Regions from separate parts of the Homo sapiens genome. Here region 2 is linked to region 1. A link is an interaction called in ENCODE POLR2A ChIA-PET data of the cell type or tissue named here. Cell type or tissue: K562. All regions are shown on one strand. Each heading gives the region's core, and the rest is flanking DNA. Links, peaks and the distances in the headings are about the cores only.

Region 1 (4,400 bases), core at 91-4,090:
TGAATTTTATAAGATTAACAGGGAAGAAGAGAGGGGAGAAATGAAAATATGCCCAGCCTGAGCACATTTATCATTCATCATGAGGTCAGCCGGCTCTCTGACCTGCTACCTCAGAGTGGTTTGCTGCCTAGCACCTCAGAATCATGTAGACCCTGTCATATGATTAGAGTTCCCCTAACCACCCTATAGATAATAGCTTAAGCATTGTGAAATGTTGTTTGCCCTTTGAGCTATTCTTTCAGGTCCTGCATACCACTCACATCAACTGATCTGAAGGACCCAAAGAGGAGCTGACTCACCAAAGAATGCAGTTTCTACGTCCTAATGATTTCATCCTTCTTACCCTAACCAAGCAACGACCCCAGTTTTCCAGCCCCTTGCCTTCCATGATCCCCTTAGCGATCCTAGCCCGGATCTCCTAGGAGAGATCGATTTCAAGGGTCCCTCCCATCTCCTCGTTTGGCTGCCCTGTGATCCTTAACCTGTTTCTCCTCTGCAAACCCTGAGGTCTTGCTGTACTGGTCTGTTATTGCACAGTGGGCATATGAACCCATTGATCTTGTAACAAGGTGTACAGCAAATTTTCCACATACCTAATTTTAAACTTCTCACACAAACATCAGTTACATCTATATGTCAAGTAACATCAAGATGAATTATACATCAGTCAGTGCTCTTAACATAATTATCAACAGACTTCTTAATTAACCTGCCAATTCTCTCCAAACTAAAGTTCACTTTGGCTTTATCTATGAGAGTAGGTTAAGCACTTTTTCTTCCATTGAGTTTTTATTGGCTGTATTGCCTGCAGGGTCATATAGCCCAGGGGAGTACTGCAGCACACACACAAGTGAGAACTTAAAATGTACTTTTTTTGTGACACTTCAGCACTTCATACACAGTTGAGATAGTTGTTTCAATAATGTAAGCTTTCTTTACCTATTACACGGATCACCCATGTTAAGCTACTCTTCTGTTTATTGAGTTTGATTTACTGTCAAAGACTCTGAATGTGGAAATAAACCACAGGAATCAATTGAAAATGGGGGAAAGAAAGATCATCTCTAACTTCCCCTCCCAATTCTAACAGACAGCAGCTCTTTAATGCCACCTCTAGGATAATTCCCTATGCAGCATCATAATGAAGACTTATAACTAGAAATATACAATGTAAGAGAACAATGGAAGCTACCAATTAGGGAACACTCATTATGAAACAAAACTATGCCAGGAGTCAGCATACTTTTTCTGAAAAGGGCCAAATAGCAAGTATTTTAGGCATTACAAGCTATATGGTCTCTTTAGAAACTACTCAGCCCTGCCATTATGACATTGAAGCAGGTTTTGAAAAACATAAACAAATGAGAATGGTTTTATTTTAATAACATTTTCAGTATAAAAACCTGCATTTGGCTGGGGCCTCGCAAATGATATGTATGTTTTCTATAGTCGCTATGACAAACATCAAAGAAAGGCATTATTTAATTCTGTAGATGAGGAAACTGGGATTCAAAGAGATTTTGTATACATCAGATCTAACTGGGAAAACAGAACTGACCACCAGTAATTCGGTAGAGGGCATTTGATACAAAGCACCAGTTAAAAGGATGTTAGAAGTGCTAAGTGCCAAAGAGGGTATAGTAAGACAACCCCAAGGTTAGCAACAGAAGGAAGTTGCTACCATCCAAAAGGAGGCGGTGGCATTCCTAGAGCTCAGAAGCTGTCCGCCAGGAACCTCACTGGAAAGGTATATCCGGAGTCCTGGGATCCTGGAAGAGATGCAGCCCCTTTGGTGATCCAGCAGAAAGGGGAAGACGTGCCCTGTCATCCTGCTTCCTGCCCCCAAATTTCCCACCACAGTGGTGGATCTTAGCTGAATTTTAGTTTGCAGATAACAGCTTCTTGAAGTACAGAGCACAACAGGGAATTTATCTCAGAGCACACAAAAAAGATCAAGTCATAGTAACATTGTCATGATTAGAATCTCGACCTGTCTCCTTCAACTGCCATGCATTTTCACTGTACAACAGTGTAAGTAGAGTTTGCCTCTTATCTTTTCTTCTCACATTTTACAAATGTGATATTTCTTAGGCTCAAAAATATAGCTCTTGAAATTTCTAGCTTTACTCTACAGCACTCAACATTCTCTTTCTGTAAAAAAAATGAAACAGTGTTGTCCATATCCACAGAAAAGTGAAGGTAGTTCTGTTAATTTGCCAATGACTTATTTCACAGTGTTGAAAAGAATGTGTTTACAAAAATTTTAGCTGGTTTTCTATGTTATTTATTTAAACCTTCATATGGGATACACATGAGGACCATCCTAATTTTATTTGAGTATTAAGATGGTAGATTTTTATTCCTCTTAAACCTAGTTTCACAAGATTATTTTCAGGATAGATAGTAAAACAGTCGTTGGTAGTTTGACAACCTTAGTAGTATCTACAAACATTACTCAAAAGATAACCTGTCTTGCTGTTTGCTAAAGTCACTTTGAACATATGCAGGCTATATGATAGCTGGCAGAATGGTTAATTTTAAAGCTCCATAGGGGGTTACAAGAAGGCAAGATGGACAATAAATTGAGATGCCCAGAAATTATCATTTACTCCAAGATTCTCTACCCTCTTGGGGAAACTTTTCAGTTACATTTCAACATGGAAATTTTTCCTCACCCGAAGATCCAGAGTTAGAATCAATAACATCATGAACAGACCAAGCAAATCAGTGAAAGCTTTTCAAAGAGATGGTAAAGAAAGCTATGGCACCACACAGACGGTGTGAGCGGTCCTCCCTCACACCAAAAAAAAAAAAAAAGAGGCAACAGGAATTTGCAGAATGTACAGTTGACCCTTGAACAACATAGGTTTGAACTACATGGATCCACTTATACACAGACTTTTTCAATAAATATGTTGGAAAAAATTTTAGAGATTTGAGACAGTTTGAAAAAACTCACAGATGAACTACATAGCCTAGAAATATTTTTTTAAAATAAGAAAATGTCGAGTATGTCATGAATATATAAAATATATGTAGCTTCCAGTCTCATCATTTGCTACCATAAAACACACACAAATCTATTATAAAAAGTTAAAATGTACCAAAACTTACATACCTAAACACACACTGTAATGGTGCCATTTGCAATCGAGAGAAATGTAAACAAATGTAAAGATATATTATGAAATTGTAACTGCATTAAATGAACGGTAGTACACATAATGTACTACTGGAATAACTTTGTAGCCACCTCTTGTTACTATGGTGGTGAGCTCAAGTGTTGCCAGTGTCCGCTTAAGCCATGCTGTGACGCTAATCATCTCTGAGTAAGCAGTTGTCTCTGCAGTAAATTGCGTGTCACAGTAAAAAGTGATCTCTCGTGGTTCTCGAGTATTTTTCATTGTGTTCGGTGCAAAACAGTAAACCTTGAATAACACCATGGTGGGACCCATACGAAGTGCCACTAATGATGCTGGAAATATTCCCAAGAAGCAGAAAAAAGTCATGACATTACAAGAAACAGTTGAATTGCTTGATATGTACCATAGATTGAGGTCTGCAGCTGCAGTTGCCCGCCATTTGAGAAGGACAATTCATCTTGTAAACTGATGATGTAAACTTAAGGTATCATATATACAGTATAGTACTGTGAATGTGTTTTCTCTTCCTTATGATTTTCTTAATAACATTTTGTTTCCTCTAGCTCCCTTATTACAAGAATACAGCATATAATACATATAGCATAAAAAACATGTGTTAACTGACTGTTTATGTTATCTGAGAGGCTTCCTATCAACAGTAGGCTACTAATAGTTAGATTTGGGGGGAGTGAAAAGTTACATGTGGATTTTTGATGGCATGGGGGGTTGGCACCCCTAATCCCCACAGTGTTCAAGGATCAACTGTACTTAAAATGGAAGCCTGTCACTTAAATGTAAGTATAATTAAAAATCTATAATCTGAATTCAGAATTTGAATTTTAAACAATTGCAGATGGGAAGACTAAGAGTTCTCTGTGGTTGGAATTCTAACTCCAGTAACAAAATGCAATAATCGCTCCACAGACATGGAAACAAAGAGGAGGCCCAGGGGACATTTCAAACTTACACCCTAAGAGAAGACACTTGCTTTAGCTACACTCACCTTTATGCCACATCCACCACTTCCTGAGGAGAAATTAAACAGAACTACACCATCTATTATTTACAATCAGCTATGTATTTATTTCCTTTTAGATGTTCTGAATAAGTGACAGAATTTAGTTCTCATTTCAAACTCTGGCTACCTCTATTCTGAGTGGAGACCCTGAAATTTTCCCATAGTCCTGAATTAAAAGAAGAAATGTAATTGCTACTGAAGGATAATATTTGGTTGTATCCAACTGGCAATTGCTCTTG
Region 2 (4,400 bases), core at 93-4,092, 80 kb after region 1:
TCAATGTCTTGTAGAATGGAAATGAAAAGGAAAAAAATTACATTTCATTTCTGAATTTATTTTTGTCAAATAAAAAACAAATCCAGATTTAGCAGGAAAAGACTACATTCTAAAGGACATGGCAAGAAGGGAGTTTGGGGTTTCAAGGGGGACAATTACAATAGAGAGAACTCTCTGACCATCGAATCTGCAAGAATCTCTGGGATTAGGCAAAAAGATGTTTCCTATTTTATTTTTTTTTTTGAGACAGAGTTTTGCTCTGTCACTCAGGCTGGAGTGCAATGGCACGATCTTGGCTCACTGCAACCTCCACCTCCTGAGTTCCAGTGATTCTCCTGCCTCAGCCTCCCAAGTAGCTGGGACTACAGAAGTGTGCCACCACACCTGGCTAAGTTTTGTATTTTTAGTAGAGATGGGGTTTTGCCATGTTGGCCAGGATGTTCTCAAACTCCTGACCTCAGATGATCCTCCCACCTCAGCCTCCCAAAATGCTGGGATTACAGGCGTGAGCCACCACACCCCGCCAAAGAGTTTTCTTTTATAGCGAGAAATAAACAAGGCTAGAAAGAACCAGGTGTGGGGGAAGTGGTATGGAAGGGTAGCCTGGTGAACTAGTAGATCCAGGCATGTTTGACCATCAGGCCAGGCTACTCTTAGAAGGGGCTATAAGCTGGCTCAAACTGAGGGTGAGTCAATGTTCAGGGCCTGAGGGAAGGAGAGAAGCTTAACCAAAATTTGATAAACCAGTATTTTGTTCTGAGTGAGACAAGCAGTTCAGCTAACTATTTAGGAGGTGAAGAATGGAAATTTGAAAGACTGCATCTGGCCTTATCATAGGAAAACAGGGCAGACATCCTTGAATCTTATCTAAATCATTTGGGGAAGGGTAATTCTTTGCGGTAAGCCATTTTCTGAAACACAAAGCGTTTCAGAAACTACTCTTCTCCAGGAACGTAGGGATCAGGCAAGATTCAACACTGTCAACTTGGAGCAAGAAGGAAATAGCTGTGAGAAGTGACATGAGAGTCAGATAAGAGACCTGTGGAAGTAAGAATTGAAAGTCACCAAGATGATACCTGAAGCCTCCAGAAATGCACAGAAATCTTGTGCAAGCTTTGTGGAATAAACAGTCATGGCTGGTCCTATTCCATTATAATAATGAACATGTGTCTGCCTCCATGCGAACACTAGACTGTAAGCTCCTAGAGGACACATAGTTTGCCTTCTCTCTCTGTGTCCATTGCACCCGACATCAAACAAGTGACAAAAACCAAACCTGTGTTTCTAGTGCCCTGTCCCTTAATACATGTCATTATTATAGGGAAAGCACACAGGTTTTTTTTTAACCAAAGTAAAGCTGAACTTACTCTGTGGATGCATAAGACAGCCATGGGAAGGAGCACCCGAGACGACAAGCCCAGCACCGGGTAATGCAGGTAGAGGACGGGCGGGCACTGACTGCCTCTACTGTGGGAGAAGCAGGAAGAGCTGAGAACTAACAGGAGTCAGCAGTGGAGAAAAGGAGAGGAATTGCAAAAGCACCTGGTGTGAATAAGCCATGAATAAATTGAGACGTAAAAGTCAGGGACCCAGTTCTAGGACACAATGCATTTATTAACAATGGATAGGCATGGCTTATGTTTTTTAAGCTTGTTGTTAGTAGAACTGCTGAAGACTCACTTATATTATTGCTGGGATTTTAGTCAGTTAATTCTTTCCTTCCAAAGTACTGAGTAAAATAATTTTTAGTGATATGGTGTCAATCATTAATGAACAACAAGCTAAGTGGTCGACATCCAGGTGTTTGAGGAAACTCCACCGTTGCTTCCATCAACTCAATCAGATTTACACGGGCTGGTGTCCACCATTAGATATAGCCTGGCCACCTGGTCTTAAACACACATTTACCCACTTGGTGGAGATTTGTTGAAAAGACATGACAAAAAGAGCTTCACAGCATTAATACCCAGACACAAGAGTGAGTATGTTCTCACAAGGGGACTGTATTATGATTGGGGTATACTTTGCAGTGTTCAGTAAGCTCTAGTTAGTCTTTTAGAAGATAACACTAATGTGAATTCAAACCTCCTGTTGCCATTATCTAAGTCAAGGCACAGCTGGAAGCCCTCAAAGCCCGGACTAGTCTTTCTTATTCCATACTGTTTGCAGGAGGAGAGAAGAAGCGCAAAGGGATATTCTAATTTGAGAGGAAAGCCCACAAAGAAAATGTGATAAAACAGCAAAGGCTATATATAAGGTACAAAAAAATAAATAAAAGCAAGGGAAGAATTCATGCATTCAGAAAAACCAGGAGCAGAACAGAAGGTAGAGGAAGTACAGGAATAGAAGGAAGGGGAGAACAAAAATGCCAGAGCCACTTGGGCAATTTCTTTTTCCTGAAGCTTGTTATGGGGACAAAAGAATTCTCCATTACTTAGTTCATAATATGAAGACCTTGGAAAGGGACAAGAAAAGAGACTGGAACTAGCCTGGAGGGAGGGGGCTTATGAAATCTGTTTGAGAAAAGACTAGGCCCACACAAGAGTGCAGGGAGATCACATGCACCAGGAGGAGGCAGTAGTGGATCCATCTCCCTGCAGACAGTCTGCTCTGGAAGGAAGAGAAAGCCCTGAGGTACCAGCCCACACGTGTTCCAATGGTAGCACTGGGAGAGCAAGTAGAACTCACGGACATGTGGTCATGGTAAATTTTGTTGCCTATATCTAGAAACAGATGGGGACACAGGAAAAATAAGCAAAGTGGAAATGAAGCAATGGAAATTAAGTAGATTCCAACAAATAGAAATATGTCAAAAACGGGTCAGAGACAAGTGTACCAGCCAGGGAACAAACCATTTATTCCACATATGGTAGCTATATTGCTAACTGGTAGTTTTTAAAGTGTTACTATGGCTTTGGGGAACTAGGAGTCCTGATATTATTCTTAATTTCAAAAGATATTTTGTCTTGTGCCTGTGCTTTTGTTGGTGCCTCAGATCTCTGTTGGAAGCTGTAACAGCACAAATATAGTGTAAAGCAAAAATAAAATTCCAGGGTCTGTTTTCTGTAATGTGATGTTATATCAGAGTCAGGCCTTACCAACGGACTGAATGAAACCTCTTCTTGGCCACGGGGACCCAAAGAAACCTGAAAAACTAGTTCAGGCCATGATGGGAATGTGGGGTGGGACATGCCTCATTATACTCTCCTCCCTTTGGAGTTCAAGCACAGCTGACCAGTATTAACGTACTATAGAGATCCTAAGACTGGCAGAACAGACTGTTCATAGCAATAAGATACTAACTCCAACCTGACTCTGATGTAACATCACAAGACAGAAAATAGACCCTAAAAGGAAATCAAAGTATTTTACTCCAAAATATATTTCTTTGACATACTTTGAAATGGTTCTGCAAAGCTGTCTCTTGTTGGGGAAATTTGCATTCTGTAGAGAATCCCCTTTCCTTATTAGGTCTCTCTGGGGTCTGACACATTTGATAAGACACACTCACATCTATTCTCTTTGAAGCCAGCTACCTGGAGGCTTCATCTACATGACAAGACCCATGACTTCCACTATCCTGCCCCTTACCTTAACTAAAACTGACTTCAACTCTTCAGGGAGAGCATAACCCTTTCAATCAACTTCCAATCAGGAAATCTTTACATCCGTCTATGACCTGGAAGCTCCCACTTCCTGATGTCCCATCTTTCCAGGCTGAACCAATGTACACCTTACATGTATTGATTTATGTCTTTGCCTGTAACTTCTATCTCCCTAAAATGTATAAAATCAAGTTGTAACCCAACCACCTTGGTCTCCTGTTCTCAGAACTCCCTGAGGCTGTGTCATGGGTCATGATCCATAACCTTGGCAAAATAAACTTCTAAATTGATTGATACCTGTTTCAGATACTTTTTACTTTACAGTAGAAAACTTGAGCATTTTCAATCACAATGGTCAGTTATAAATTGCTCAAAAGTAAATATTTGAGAAGTTTTTTTTTCTTTTCTTACAAATATACTTTTAGATTAAGTAAATGGAATATGTGATTTGTGTTTGGAACTTATTTAAAATACTTCATGATATCAACCTCATAAAATAAATGATGTGTTTTAAGAAGAACTATGTCAGAACACTACTTATAATTCTCTGTTAGAAATACTATCACTAGTATTATTCAATTTCACTCATGTCCCTGTGAAGAGACCACCAAACAGGCTTTGTGTGAGCAATAAAGCTTTTTAATCACCTGGGGGCAGGCAGGCTGAATCTGAAAAGAGAGTCAGCAAAGGGAGATAGGGGTGGGGCCATTTTATAAGATTTGGGTAGGTAAAGGGAAGTTACAGTCAAAGGGGGGTTGTTCTCTGGTGGGCAGGAGTGGGGGTCACAAGGTGCTC

Evidence for each region. ChIA-PET counts read pairs that join two places held together with the same protein. Peaks named below come from ENCODE experiments on the same cell type or tissue, not always from the same donor. Only the 100,000 strongest peaks of a DNase experiment are listed, where the experiment ranks them.
Region 2: POLR2A ChIA-PET joins it to region 1 with 5 read pairs; 1 of 35 experiments calls an interaction of 5 or more read pairs at or near these places.

The regions. Positions count from the first base shown.
Region 1 is chr12:23,421,503-23,425,902 of GRCh38, forward strand. No RefSeq gene overlaps it. Among named protein-coding and RNA genes, the nearest start is that of SOX5, 530 kb to the right of the region's middle. In K562, for the core only: no CTCF peak of the experiment used is centred there; a DNase peak (open chromatin) is centred at 1,989.
Region 2 is chr12:23,501,645-23,506,044 of GRCh38, forward strand. No RefSeq gene overlaps it. Among named protein-coding and RNA genes, the nearest start is that of SOX5, 450 kb to the right of the region's middle. In K562, for the core only: a CTCF peak has its summit at 2,574 (motif pointing right); a DNase peak (open chromatin) is centred at 2,587.